Linked DNA regions of Homo sapiens: regions 1, 2 and 4 are each linked to region 3. A link is a contact called in ENCODE Hi-C or POLR2A ChIA-PET data. All regions are on one chromosome and are shown on one strand. The core of a region is the stretch at or near the end of the contact, and the rest is flanking DNA. Distances in the headings are between cores, read along the strand shown.

The links. A loop is a pair of places that touch in the nucleus more often than their neighbours do. ChIA-PET counts read pairs that join two places held with the same protein, here RNA polymerase II (POLR2A). Pooled maps may share reads with other maps.
Region 1: a loop to region 3 is called in a pooled map, with 7 times the contacts of the local background. The contact joins the promoter of CHAC1 here to the promoter of ITPKA in region 3. A Hi-C loop is called at or near these places in 8 of 50 pooled maps. POLR2A ChIA-PET finds 5 or more read pairs at or near these places in 4 of 52 experiments (AG04450, HEK293T, T-cell and 1 more).
Region 2: a loop to region 3 is called in a pooled map, with 6 times the contacts of the local background. The contact joins the promoter of VPS18 here to the promoter of ITPKA in region 3. A Hi-C loop is called at or near these places in 2 of 37 single-sample maps with no recorded cell type and 6 of 50 pooled maps. POLR2A ChIA-PET finds 5 or more read pairs at or near these places in 1 of 52 experiments (CD8-positive, alpha-beta memory T cell).
Region 4: a pooled map shows a loop between it and region 3 (6-fold over the local background). The contact joins the promoter of RAD51-AS1 here to the promoter of ITPKA in region 3. A Hi-C loop is called at or near these places in 5 of 50 pooled maps.

What each region holds. Positions count from the first base shown.
Region 1 is chr15:40,951,979-40,954,738 of GRCh38, reverse strand. It overlaps CHAC1 (ChaC glutathione specific gamma-glutamylcyclotransferase 1), which reads right to left and starts at 1,268. Exons shown (of 3, transcript NM_024111.6): 1 at 925-1,268; 2 at 476-511. The coding sequence starts at 1,155. RefSeq lists a silencer at 1,535-1,794 and an enhancer at 1,466-2,059.
Region 2 is chr15:40,892,940-40,895,741 of GRCh38, reverse strand. VPS18 (VPS18 core subunit of CORVET and HOPS complexes) reads right to left here and starts at 1,292. Exons shown (of 5, transcript NM_020857.3): 1 at 883-1,292. The coding sequence starts at 973. RefSeq lists an enhancer at 477-566 and a silencer at 1,407-1,576.
Region 3 is chr15:41,492,521-41,495,220 of GRCh38, reverse strand. It overlaps ITPKA (inositol-trisphosphate 3-kinase A), which reads right to left and starts at 1,347. Exons shown (of 7, transcript NM_002220.3): 1 at 805-1,347. The coding sequence starts at 1,293. RefSeq lists silencers at 728-777, 888-1,067, 1,088-1,707 and enhancers at 1,444-1,944, 1,945-2,445.
Region 4 is chr15:40,693,822-40,696,521 of GRCh38, reverse strand. RAD51-AS1 (RAD51 antisense RNA 1) reads left to right here and starts at 1,417. Exons shown (of 2, transcript NR_040058.1): 1 at 1,417-1,510; 2 at 1,727-2,700. RAD51 (RAD51 recombinase) reads right to left here and starts at 1,348. Exons shown (of 10, transcript NM_002875.5): 1 at 1,097-1,348. RefSeq lists enhancers at 1-503, 504-1,101, 1,139-1,198, 1,669-1,818, 1,699-2,296 and 1 more.

The DNA.
Region 1 (2,760 bases), core at 19-2,518, 540 kb after region 3:
CCAGCTACTCGGGAGGCTGAGGTGGGAGAATCGCTTGAATCTGGAAGGCAGATGTTGCAGTGAGCCAAGATTGCATCACTGCACTCCAGCCTGGGCAACAGAGCAAGACTCTGTCTCAAAAACAAACAAACAAAACAACAACAACAACAACAAAAAAAAAAAACAGTTGACAAAGTGGTCTAGTACCAGGGAAGACAGGATTCCTCCTCAAAGTGTGGTCCAGGATGTGGTGGCATCACCTGTAAGCTAGTTAGGAATGCTGTGTCTCAGGACCCATTCTCATGCTACTGAACTAAAATCTGCATTCTAACAAGATCCTCATGTGATTTGGTGAGAAGCACTGAGCTAGAACACGTTTCTACTCTGCCAGAGAAGCATCAGACAGAGCTAGCCTGCAGCCAAGAGCCTATGAGCTCTCTCTGCTGGTCCCCCTTCACACTGGGCCAGGGTTCCCCTTCATGATTCGGGCACTTACCTCATGATCTTCAAGGAGCGTCACCACACGGCCAGGCTAGGGAGGGAAGAAATATTTTGAAATAGACAAGTTAGAAATCAGCTCTGCCATCAGCAAGGAAACCTTTATCAATCCCGCTGACCCGGGCCTCCAAGTGCCCCACTCTGCATGCTGAGTCCCATTCATGCAGGGGAAGGTGGGGGAGCGATGCACGGATGTAGGAGAAACGTCCAGAAACACTGACATGTCAGTGGTCCCAGTTGGTGATCAACACAGGGATCCACAGGTTCACAGACTCCAGCCATCACAGTGATGCACTGGGCACATACATTTAAATGAGCCACAAACCCCAGACACAGGTTTACACATTTCTTTCTATTGGCCCAGAGAGCCCCGGACATTCCAGGGCACTGGCGCCCAGTATCCCGCCCCCAACCCCCTCACTCCCCTGGGCACGGTTGGATGCTCACCATCTTGTCGCTGCCCCGATGGAAGGTGTCTCCCTGCCAGAAACGGCGGCTGTAGCCGCGCACGAAGCCCACACGGCTGTCGCTGTAGGCGAAGTCGGGCCTCCACACCAGGGAGCCGTACCCGAAAATCCACAGCGCTTGAGGGTCGCCGTCGTTTCGGGGGAACTGAGCGGACGGCGTAGGGGACTGCGAGGTGGGCGGGGTGTTCGGGGCTGCAGACTCCTGCTTCATGGTGCCTGGCACAGGGATAGGCCCAGGCGGCCTCCGGGGCTGGTCTCCGGCGTGGGCACGGAAAGACCGACGGACGCACACACCTGGCCTGGCACCGCTCGGTAGCTCCAGCTGAGCGCCCCCCATGGAGGCGCCCTTTAAACCTTCTTGCCGGGAGACCACGCCCACCGCGGCCAGCTGCCGCGGTGATTGGGGTGGGGCAAATCCCCTTTTGGCCAATCAACTTCGGATTCTGCTTCTCACTTAACCGCGCCGCGGGCCCAGCGCGCCCGCTGATTGGTTCAGCTCCACCTCTGTGGCAAACCTGGCAGGAGTGATGCAACGGCAGGGGAGGTTTCTCCAGCGCCGGCATGCAGCAAGGGCGCCTCGGATTGCGTCAGGCGGCGGGCAGGGGGCACCCGCCGGGCCCAGGGCGGGCACCGGGCGGGCGTCTCCCCAGCCGCCCCCTCATGACCTGGGCCCCTTGGAGGTACGGCGAGCGAGTCCCAGGCGGTGTCAGCCCAGCCTTGCCGCTAGTGCATCTGGCCGAGTCCCTGCCAGCCTAGGCGGCACAGACTCAGTCCCAAGTCGAGTCCAGGGCACGTCCAGAAGGAGCGCTCTGGGCGTCGTAAACTTCCGTCTCTGGGGCCCCTCCTGAGATCATGCACTGCGGGAAAGCTGTCGGAGGCACCGTCCGCATTCCGCTCAAGTGCCTCACGCCGTTGGCCATTGTGAGCAAATGGAGAAACTGGGCCACGGGGCTGCAGGGGGTTCTGCAGAGACTGCGGGGCTGAGTTAGGTAGGCCAGGCGCCCGGAGCTTGCAGGCCTCACATGGGCTACGCCCCGGACCAGGTGTGGGACCCCTCGAGCCCAGGTAGGCTCGGGGAAGAGCCTGTTAGAGCGCTTGGACCGACCGGCAGTCACTTTGGAGGTGGTGGCTGCACCTGCGGAGAAAGGCTATAAAGATGCAAAAGCCAGGCTAGTCTTGCCCCCAAGGCGATGGGTTTAATTCTTCCTGGACGTGAGATTTTGCAGCAATGATTAATCCATAGGCACAAGGTTCCGGGAGCAGCGGGCAAGGAGGGCCCAGTGAGGCCCCCACAAGACTATGGCCAGCTACTGGTCTTCTCCCTCGGCTTCTGGCCTCCCAGCCGAGTCCACAGGCCGCCGGGGGTTGACCCAATACGCAGCAAGGGACTGCCCTCAGGGGATGTCACTGACTGTAAAAGGGAAACAGAGGCAGCTGAAGGCCTTCTCTCTAAACTGGCCAGGAGATGGCTGGCAGGGGCAATGTGCAACATGGCTTCTCATTCGATTCTAATTCAATATTTAAACTAAACGTGATCTTCACACTTCACATATTCATTCCGAAGGTGTCGCAGATATAAGTGGGAAACTTGCACAACAGTGTGTATAGTACAAAGCTATTTCTTTAAAAACAAAAAGTATTCGTGTAATAAATAATCTGGAAGAATATACCTAAACAGTTAGCAGAGGCTGGCACCAGAGGAGGACTTTCAGTATCAAACTTAAACAGTAATGAAAAAGTCTGGATTTTTACAGGGAGCATGAATTACTTTTCCAATCAGGAAAAAAAAAAAATTACCAGCAAATGGTCCTTTCTG
Region 2 (2,802 bases), core at 43-2,542, 600 kb after region 3:
TCTGACAGCAGTGAGGGGTTGATTCTTTGAACCCTTAAGATGCTGTCACAGCATGATATACCTGCTCCCACTGGTAATGGGGCTGCGTGGAGGTGGGACGGGACTGGTGGTCTGGGTATTCTCCCTTATCAGGTCTTTGGCCCAGCAATCCCAGCTTAACTGAAGTAGTATAGCCCCATTCTCTGCCCCCCTCCCTGCCCATGCGGTAATGAGCCTCAGTGTAGAGTTGGCAAGTGCTGGGATATTTTGAGCATTGAATGAAGGTAAAGACTAGAGTGAAAGCAGCTCCAATTCGTTAACTCCACTCACTGGAACAGTTCCCCAGGGCTCCCTATGCCCTCATTCTCCTGGAGACTCACTACTTTCTACAAAAACGTCCCCAAACTCCAGGCTGCACCCAGCTATAGCCAAGGCCAAAAAGATTTCATCTCCATTTTCCCCGTTCAGCGACAAAATTCCCTCTGGGACCCTCCCTTCTTCCTCTGCAATACTCCGCCTTCACCACTTTCTTTGTCCATTCCTTCCCTCCCACCTCCAGAAGGGGCCTGGTGGGAAAAGCATCAGCAGAAGCCGGGAGCCCATTCTAAGTTCTCCCAACAGCCCAACTGCGCCCTGTAGGTGAGTAATTCCTTATCTGGGCCCCAATTCCCTCTCAAAAGGACCCTAGCGGTAGAGCCTAGATCACGCGGCAGCTCCCGTTGCTCTTTCAAACTTCGACTATCCACCAGCTGGGGGCCAAGAGAGCCTGAGGAGAATCAGGGGCCTAGACCCGGAAGGCACGGCCCAGGGGATGACCCCGAGCTCTTGGAGCTGCCCTCCTCGCTGCTCCCACGCAAATGCTAGGAGAGCCGAAAGGGGCAGCGGCACCCTCCTCTTCCTTACCCGAGTGGGGGATGCCCACGCTAGGGCAGCCGGGCTGCAAGACGGCCGAGCGGGACAGCGAGTTCTCGTACTCATCCAGGATGGACGCCATGGTGCCCGGCCTCTGGGCTCTTTGTCCGGGGCCTGGGGATTACAAAAGGGCTACCCCCCCGGGGTCCCCGTCGCCCCAGAATGGAAGCTGTAACTCCCCAGCCTCTGACAGATCCTGGGAACCTGCAGCCGTCGCCTCCTCTTTAAAATCCTGAGGATCCTCTTGCTCTTGCCTTATGCAGCGAGATAATCGGGCAGCCCTCGTCCTTGAATCTGGCGCAGTCTTGCACCTTACTCCCCGCCCCCGCTACAAAAAAATCACAGGCTCCCTTCAGCCGGTGCCAGGTGATCCCAACCTCGCCCCGGCAGCTCAGCTGACTCCCGCCCCCGTGACGCGGGCCTAAAACGTAACTTCCGGGTTCTCAGAGCCCCGCGTACGCTGGCGCACAACGTCGCCGGGCCAGCCAGCAGAAGGCGAGACGAGGGCTGAGGGCTGGGCGCGTGGCGAGTGCTGCTGAACACAAGCCCCGCCCCCAGGATCCTGCTGCAGTTCCGAGCTTTGACACCAGGAGGCAATCCCGGCTTTCTCAGCCGGCCTTCCCCACCCGCCCCGCGCCGCCCAGTTTTGGCTTTCGTGCCCAAGCTCCGCTCCCTCGGGTGGTCTGTCCAGCCTCCCTGACCAGCTCCCGCTCCCGCCTCTCTAAACAGCCTCGGGGAACCTCCCGTTCCTCAATCCAATCGCTGTCTCTATCCCACCGTCACAGGGCACACGCAGACAACTCCTGGCCACTCTTCTCCCTTACCCAAAGGCCCCCCAGCTTCCAGGAGACCGCAGAGCTGGTGGCCAGGCTAGTGGGAAGCCCTGTGCCAGGAACCGCCCTGACCTGCCCCACAGTGGCTCCTTGGCTCAGGGTTGCTGGGCCGCTTCCATTCACTCATTCACCAAAATGTGGTTGAGCACTTACTCTGTGCCAGGCCTTGGGCTGGGCGCTGGGGTCACAGAGATGAGGACAGCCCCTCCCCGCCCTGGAAAAGGTCGTAAGCCAGCAGGGGCGCTGGACCCGTAAATAGACCATTCATACTAGAAAAGCAAGTGATGGATTATCCATCAGGCACTTACTCCACGAATGAGCGTCCACTCTGTGCCAAGCACTGTTCCAGGCTCTGGGGACGTGGCAGAGAACAAGACGGAAAATGTCTCTTGCCTGGTGGGGCGTACCCAGCGACGTGGCCACGGCACTGAGAGCGTGAAGGAGCAGGGAACAAATACCTGCCAAGCCTAGCAAGAACGAGGGACAAGTGGGAGCAAGCGTGAAGGCGGGGGCCGCCCAGCCTGAGGTGGAGAGGGGAGTCCTCAGCCAGGGACCTGCGAGGGCTGGGGCGCGACTGTGGTTGGGTTTTCCTCTCTCACCTGCTTAGGCGACCCAGATGGAGTCTGTTCCCTTCTGGGGCCCTTGGATTCTACCTTGCTAAAGTGGAAGGCTCTGGACTAGGGTCGCCACCGTCCTGGCTCTGCTGGGCGGCCCCCGCCTAACAACTAAGAGCATCCCTTTGCTCTCAGAAGTTTCCAGGTTTGCACCATACCTTATGTGGTTGGGTTACTCTTGCTCAACTTCCTGGCCACGTGCGGAGAACTGTGACTCTCACCAGCCCCACTGAGGGCTATCTGGGCTCTCTGGCTTGGAGGGGCACTAGTCCTGGGGCAGGTGACAAGTATGCTGTCCAGGCTCATTTCCCTTCGCACCAGGGTCCTGCTTCTCTTGACCAAGCCTGCAGCCTCAATGCAGCCTTCCCACCTGAGGTTGCCAGGTCCCAGGAGGGAAGTGCAGGAGCAGGACAATAGGCAGGAGGCTTCCTCTAAGAAAAGTGATCCCAGACAGGGAGCTGCCC
Region 3 (2,700 bases), core at 98-2,597:
CCCGGGAGCCGCACATCCCTAAGTGGCGGGCGTCAGGAATGACTTAACAGTGCCCAGGGCTGTGTTTTCCGAGGGTCAGACCTGGTCCCAGAACACCCAGGCTATCAGAGGCAGAGACTAGCAGAGTGATCCTGCCCCCTTGCAGCCTCAGTTTACCGCCCCTCTCTGCCGCGCTCAGGAGCGGCGAGCCGGGAAGATGGGAGGCAGGGCGCGCACTGGGTGGGCTGCGTTCCGCTCCCAGCCAGAGCTCCCAGGCCCACGCCCCTCCCTCCCCTGCGTCCACGCCTCGTGCGGGCGCTGGGAGCAGACGGCAGCGGCTCCCGAGCAGAGCCTGGAGCGCCGCTCCACTCCCACTCAGGAGAGGGAAACCGTGGCAACGGCGGGGGTGCGGCCGCGGCACCGGAGAGGGGGCGGGGGGTAAGGGAAACTCTCCTTCGCCTCTCTCCTTCCGAGGGTTCACCCGGCAAGGCTCAGCCCCTCCGATCCCTCCTGTCCTAACCCACAGCCAACAAGGTCCGCTACCCCCGCTTCGCCCAGTCCCCGCGGCGGGTCGCCTGCTCCTCGCCCCGCTTCTTAGACGCCCCAGGGCCAGCGCCACGACCCGCCGGCGGAGCCGAGGTGAAAGTTGCCCAGGCGAGAGGTCGGCCAGGCGCCTCCCTCTGACCCCCAGATTCCTCCTAAACCGCGAGAACAGGACCTTCCGCTGGAGGGAGCATGGACAGGAGCGGGTCCTCCGGGAGCACCCAGCCAGGTCCCCCGTGCAGCCCCCGCGCCCGGCGCTGGCCCCGCCCCCGCGGCCCGTACCTGACCCACGTCCTCGCCCGCTTCCAGCTGCACGTTGCCGCGGCTCCGGCTCTCACTGTCGCTCAGCAGGTCGTCCTCCGAGTCCTCGAGCAGCGACGAGGAGCCAGTGGAGGAGACCGACGAGGTGGAAAGGCGGCGCGGCTGCTGCAGGTGCGAAGAGCCCGCTGCCGGGAGGCAGTCCCTCTCCCGCTCCGGCGGCCCAGGGCTGGTCGGGGGCACGTCGGGCTCCTCGGCTGTCACGGTCAGCTGAGGGATCACCGGGGCCGGGGGAGCCCGCGGAAGCCCGTTGGGGACCTGTCCCCCACGCCGCTTGGCCCCGCGGGCCCGGGGCTCCCCCGCGGCGGCGGCCGCAGCGACCGCCGCACAGCGCGCCTCGAAGAGCAGGCGCAGCTCCCCGACACTCCGGCGCGGGGCCCGCTCCAGCCCCGGGCTGCAGGGCCTCGCGCCCCCCGGCCGCGCCATGCCCGTTGGGCCCCCGGGCAGGGTCATTTCCCAGTGCCGGCGCCGCCGCTGAGCCCACCAGCCCGCGGCGCGCCGGGGACTGGAGCGGCTCGGCGCCCCCGGCTGGAGACGGCCCCGGGGCGGAGCCTGCGCCGCTGCACGCCCGCGCCCCGCCTCGGCCGCGCCCCCCGCCCACTCCTTCCACTTTCAGAGAAAGCGCGGGCCTCCCAGGGCCCCTGCGAGGGAGAGAAGGCTCTCGGTGACTCCTCGGGGTGGCGGGGAAGTCCAGCCTCCGTAGGCACAAAACCTGGGCCCGGGCCCCGAGGCTTCGCTCCGCCTGCCCTCGGGGAGGTGGGAGGGGCCGCTCCGCGCTGGGGCCTCGCAGCCTTCCCGGGCTTCGCGGCTGGGAGAGATTCCTCCAGGCCGCTCCACAGGCCCTGTCCCCGCGCAGGAGAAGCTGGTCCTACTCTTGGTCCCCTACCCCGTTCCTCGGGTTCCTTTGCGTGTTCATCCCTCCCGGGCAAGGGCTTCAAGTCTCGGGGCCTTTCTCCGGCCCGAGCTCCTGAGCAGAGTTGAAGGCCCCCGGCTTCCCGAAGAAGCCCCACCCCAGGGCGTGCACCCAAGTGGAGACTCTGCCCCAGGGACTAGCTGAGGCTGCTCCCCGCAAGTTCCCCACTTCCCGGCGGGCAGAGAACAAGGTCAGGGGGCGGGGCCTGGATCTGTCCCCATGGCCCAGCCTAGTCCCGGGCTGCATCTCCCCCGCTGCTGGGTGGCAGGAGCTGAGCCCGCCTTCCTCCTCCTCTGTTATAGGAGCTCGGGGCTTGGAGTCCGCCGTGTGGCGTTCAGCAAGTCATTTCACCTCCCTCGACTGCGGATTCTCCCGTTGCTGCGAGAATAAAATAAAAGACTTGAAATCAGGTACACCACACTCTAGATGTGATTTGTAGGCAGTCCCTTTACTCCCTCCGTATATTTCTGCATTTGTACATTTAGAAAAACCTCATCCAACCCACAGAGTTGTGTCTGTAAAACTAGGAAGACAGCACTGATGTTTAAGAGTTTCAGACACTGCAAAGTGCTTATCAGTGTCATTCCATGTGGATCTTCGGCCACTTCCCATGTTGGTAGTCAGCTGACCGACCGGCGAGGCTGCTTTGAGGAGAAGCCACTGTTTCCTATCTTACCATAGTGCCACAGGAGTGAGGGTCCCCCCTCAGGCACTCAGTGTCTGGGGATGGCTGGGGCCCTGGAGACAGAGCAGCCCCAGAAGGATTGCCTTGGATGCTGAGATGGCCGCAGGAGGGGCTTTCCTTCCCTTCTCTCCCCTCAGCCAGGGCTCAGGAATGGCCCAGGAGAAGGAAAGAAGAAGGTTCAGTGGGAAGACGGGAATCTTCGGCAAAGCATAGTGGCTCAGGCTTGTAACCCCAGCACTTTGGGAGGGCAAGGCGGGCAGAT
Region 4 (2,700 bases), core at 168-2,667, 800 kb after region 3:
TCACAGCTCACTGCAGCTTATACCTCCCAGGCTAGATCCTCCCTTCTCAGCCTCCTGAATAGCTGGGCCTACAGGTGCACGCCACCATGCCTAGCTAATTTTTCCTATTTGTAGAGATGCGGGTCTCACTATCTTGACCAGGCTGTTCTCGAACTCTTGGGCTCAATCGTCCTCCCGCCTCCACTTCCCAAAGTGCTGGGACTACAGACGTGAGACACGACGCCCGGCCAGTATATTTTGTAATAATTCACGGAGTTGTATACAGTTGTGAATGTGAATTTTTCTACATGTATATTACATTGCGCTTTAGAAGTTAAAAACAAACAAACAAACAAAAAAACAGGGGCCAGGCGCTGTGGCTCACGGCTGTAATCCCAGCACTTTGGGAGGCAGAGGCGGGTGGATAACCTGAGGTCAGAAGTTCGAGACCAGCCTGACCAACATGGTGAAACCCCGTCTCTACTAAAAATACAAAAATCAGCCTGGCGGCGTGGTGGTGGGGGCCTGTAATCCCAGCTCCTCGGGAGGCTGAGGTAGGAGAATCGCTTGAATCCGGGAGGCGGAGGTTGCAGTGAGCCGAGATCGCGCCACTACACTCCAGCCTGGGCGGAAGAGCGAGACTCCATCTCAAAAAAAAAGTTTTAAGAAAACCAAACCTCACTTCAGATCATTCTCTAGGCATCATGTGAATGGTTTTCCGCATTAGATGATGAAAACACTGTTTTGGCAATCGGAGATTGGTACTTTCTAAGCACGGTGTAATGGAAAGACAGATCAGGAATCCGGAAGCCCTGGCTGTGATATTAAACAGCTGTGGCTACACCGCTCTGATCTCGGACTTCTCGCTCGAACCCATAAAATAGGTGTTGCCTATAAAGGCTCTAATGTTTCTCCCCTAGTTCTAAAGACTGAGGTCCACTTGTGTTTTCGCCCCAGCAGCTGAGGGTCGGTCGGGCGCGGACACGCCCTGCCACGTCCGGGTTTCACACTGCGCGCGGAGGCCCCAACTGCCGCTGAGCACTGGACCGGCCAGGACGCAGGTGGGCGAGGACGAGCCGCGGCTCTGGAGGGCCCAGCCTGCGCCTCACACACTCACCTCGGTCCGCAGCGCTCCTCTCTCCAGCAGGCCCCGCGCTCCGACTTCACCCCGCGGGCGTGGCACGCGCCCGACCCGCACGGCCCCCAACGCCCCTGGCTTACGCTCCACTTCTCTACTCGCTTGCCCCAGCCTTCTGCGCACAACCCAGATGAGTTGCAGTTCCCAGCTGCACGCCTCGGGAAGCGCCGCACTCTCCTTAGGGCTCGGTCTCTGGCCGCTGCGCGCGGTCCGCCAGCGGCTTTCAGAATTCCCGCCAAACCCTCTCGCCCAGGGTCACGCCCGCGTCGACGTAACGTATCCCCGCCTCCCGGATCCGCCTTCTCCCCGCTTCCGCCCTGCGCGCTAACCCAAGACGGGAGCTCGAGAGCTTGATCCTGCGCGAGTTTACAGACTGCCCTCTTCCCTTTTTGCGTAAGGACTAATTCAAACTTTATGCCGGGGGCGGTGGCTCACGCGTGTAGTCCCAGCTGCTCGGGAGGCCGAGGCGAGAGTATCGTCTGAGCCTAGGAGTTCGAGGCTAACCACGGCAACGCCCCTACTCCTACCCCAGTCCCTCGCGGGTGGGGCGAGGGATTTCAGGGGGCGGTGGGGGAAGACTTAACCGAGTTGCCGTCTTCTGTTTACCAGATCGAAGACCACGACTCCCAAGAGGTAATGCGTCGGCCCGGGACTACATCTCCCGGCATGCATCGCCGGCGGGTCCGCGAGTTCTCACCATCGCAGCTGGACTATTAGCGGGGGCCCTAGCGCTCTTGTGGTTTGTTTCGGCAGTATCTGAATGTCAGCTTTTGGCACTTCTGGTCGCTCTGAGCCTCCTACTCGCATTCCTGGAGCAAGGTGCTTTCCAGGCCTCATGGAGGTGGAGGAGCTGAGGAAGCTCGAGAAGATGGATAGAAGTGGGAAATGGAGCTAGCGTACGGGAGAGGGAAATGGCTGGAATATTCGTCAATCTGTGGTGCTTTACTGGAGATTTGCAGGAGTTCAGAGGAAGGGGGCATTGAATTTCATAACCTAAACCGTATCGTGGTTTACCAGAAAGTTTTGACCCGTGATTCCGGTTTTAAAGGCTGAGTAGGGCCGGGCGCGGTGGTTCACGCCAGTAATCCCAGCAGTTTAGGAGGCCAAGGCAGGCGGATCACCTGAGGTCAGGGGTTGGAGATAAACCTGGCCAACGTGGTGAAACCTCGTCTTTAGTAAAAAATACAAAAATTAGCCAGGTTTTGTGGCACATGCCTGTAATCCTAGCTACTCGAAAGGCTGAGGCATGAGAATCGCTTGAACTCAGGAGGAGGTTGCAGCCAACCGAGATCTCGCCGCTGTACTCCAGCCTGGGCGACAGAGCGAGACTGTGTCAAAACAACACCACAAGCTAGCTGAGTAGGGATTCTTGGGCGAAGTGGAAGACATTATAAGCAAATAGGGTAGTATGGGCATGGAAACGAACTACATGATTAAAGATTAGTATTATCTGGCGAGGGAGGAAAAGTGCCAGAGCAAGTGCCGAAACTGGAAGGTTACATTTAGTTCAGGATATGAAGATCATATAAGGCCTGCACGGTGGCTCACACCTGTAATCCCAGCACTTTGGGAAGCCAAGGTGG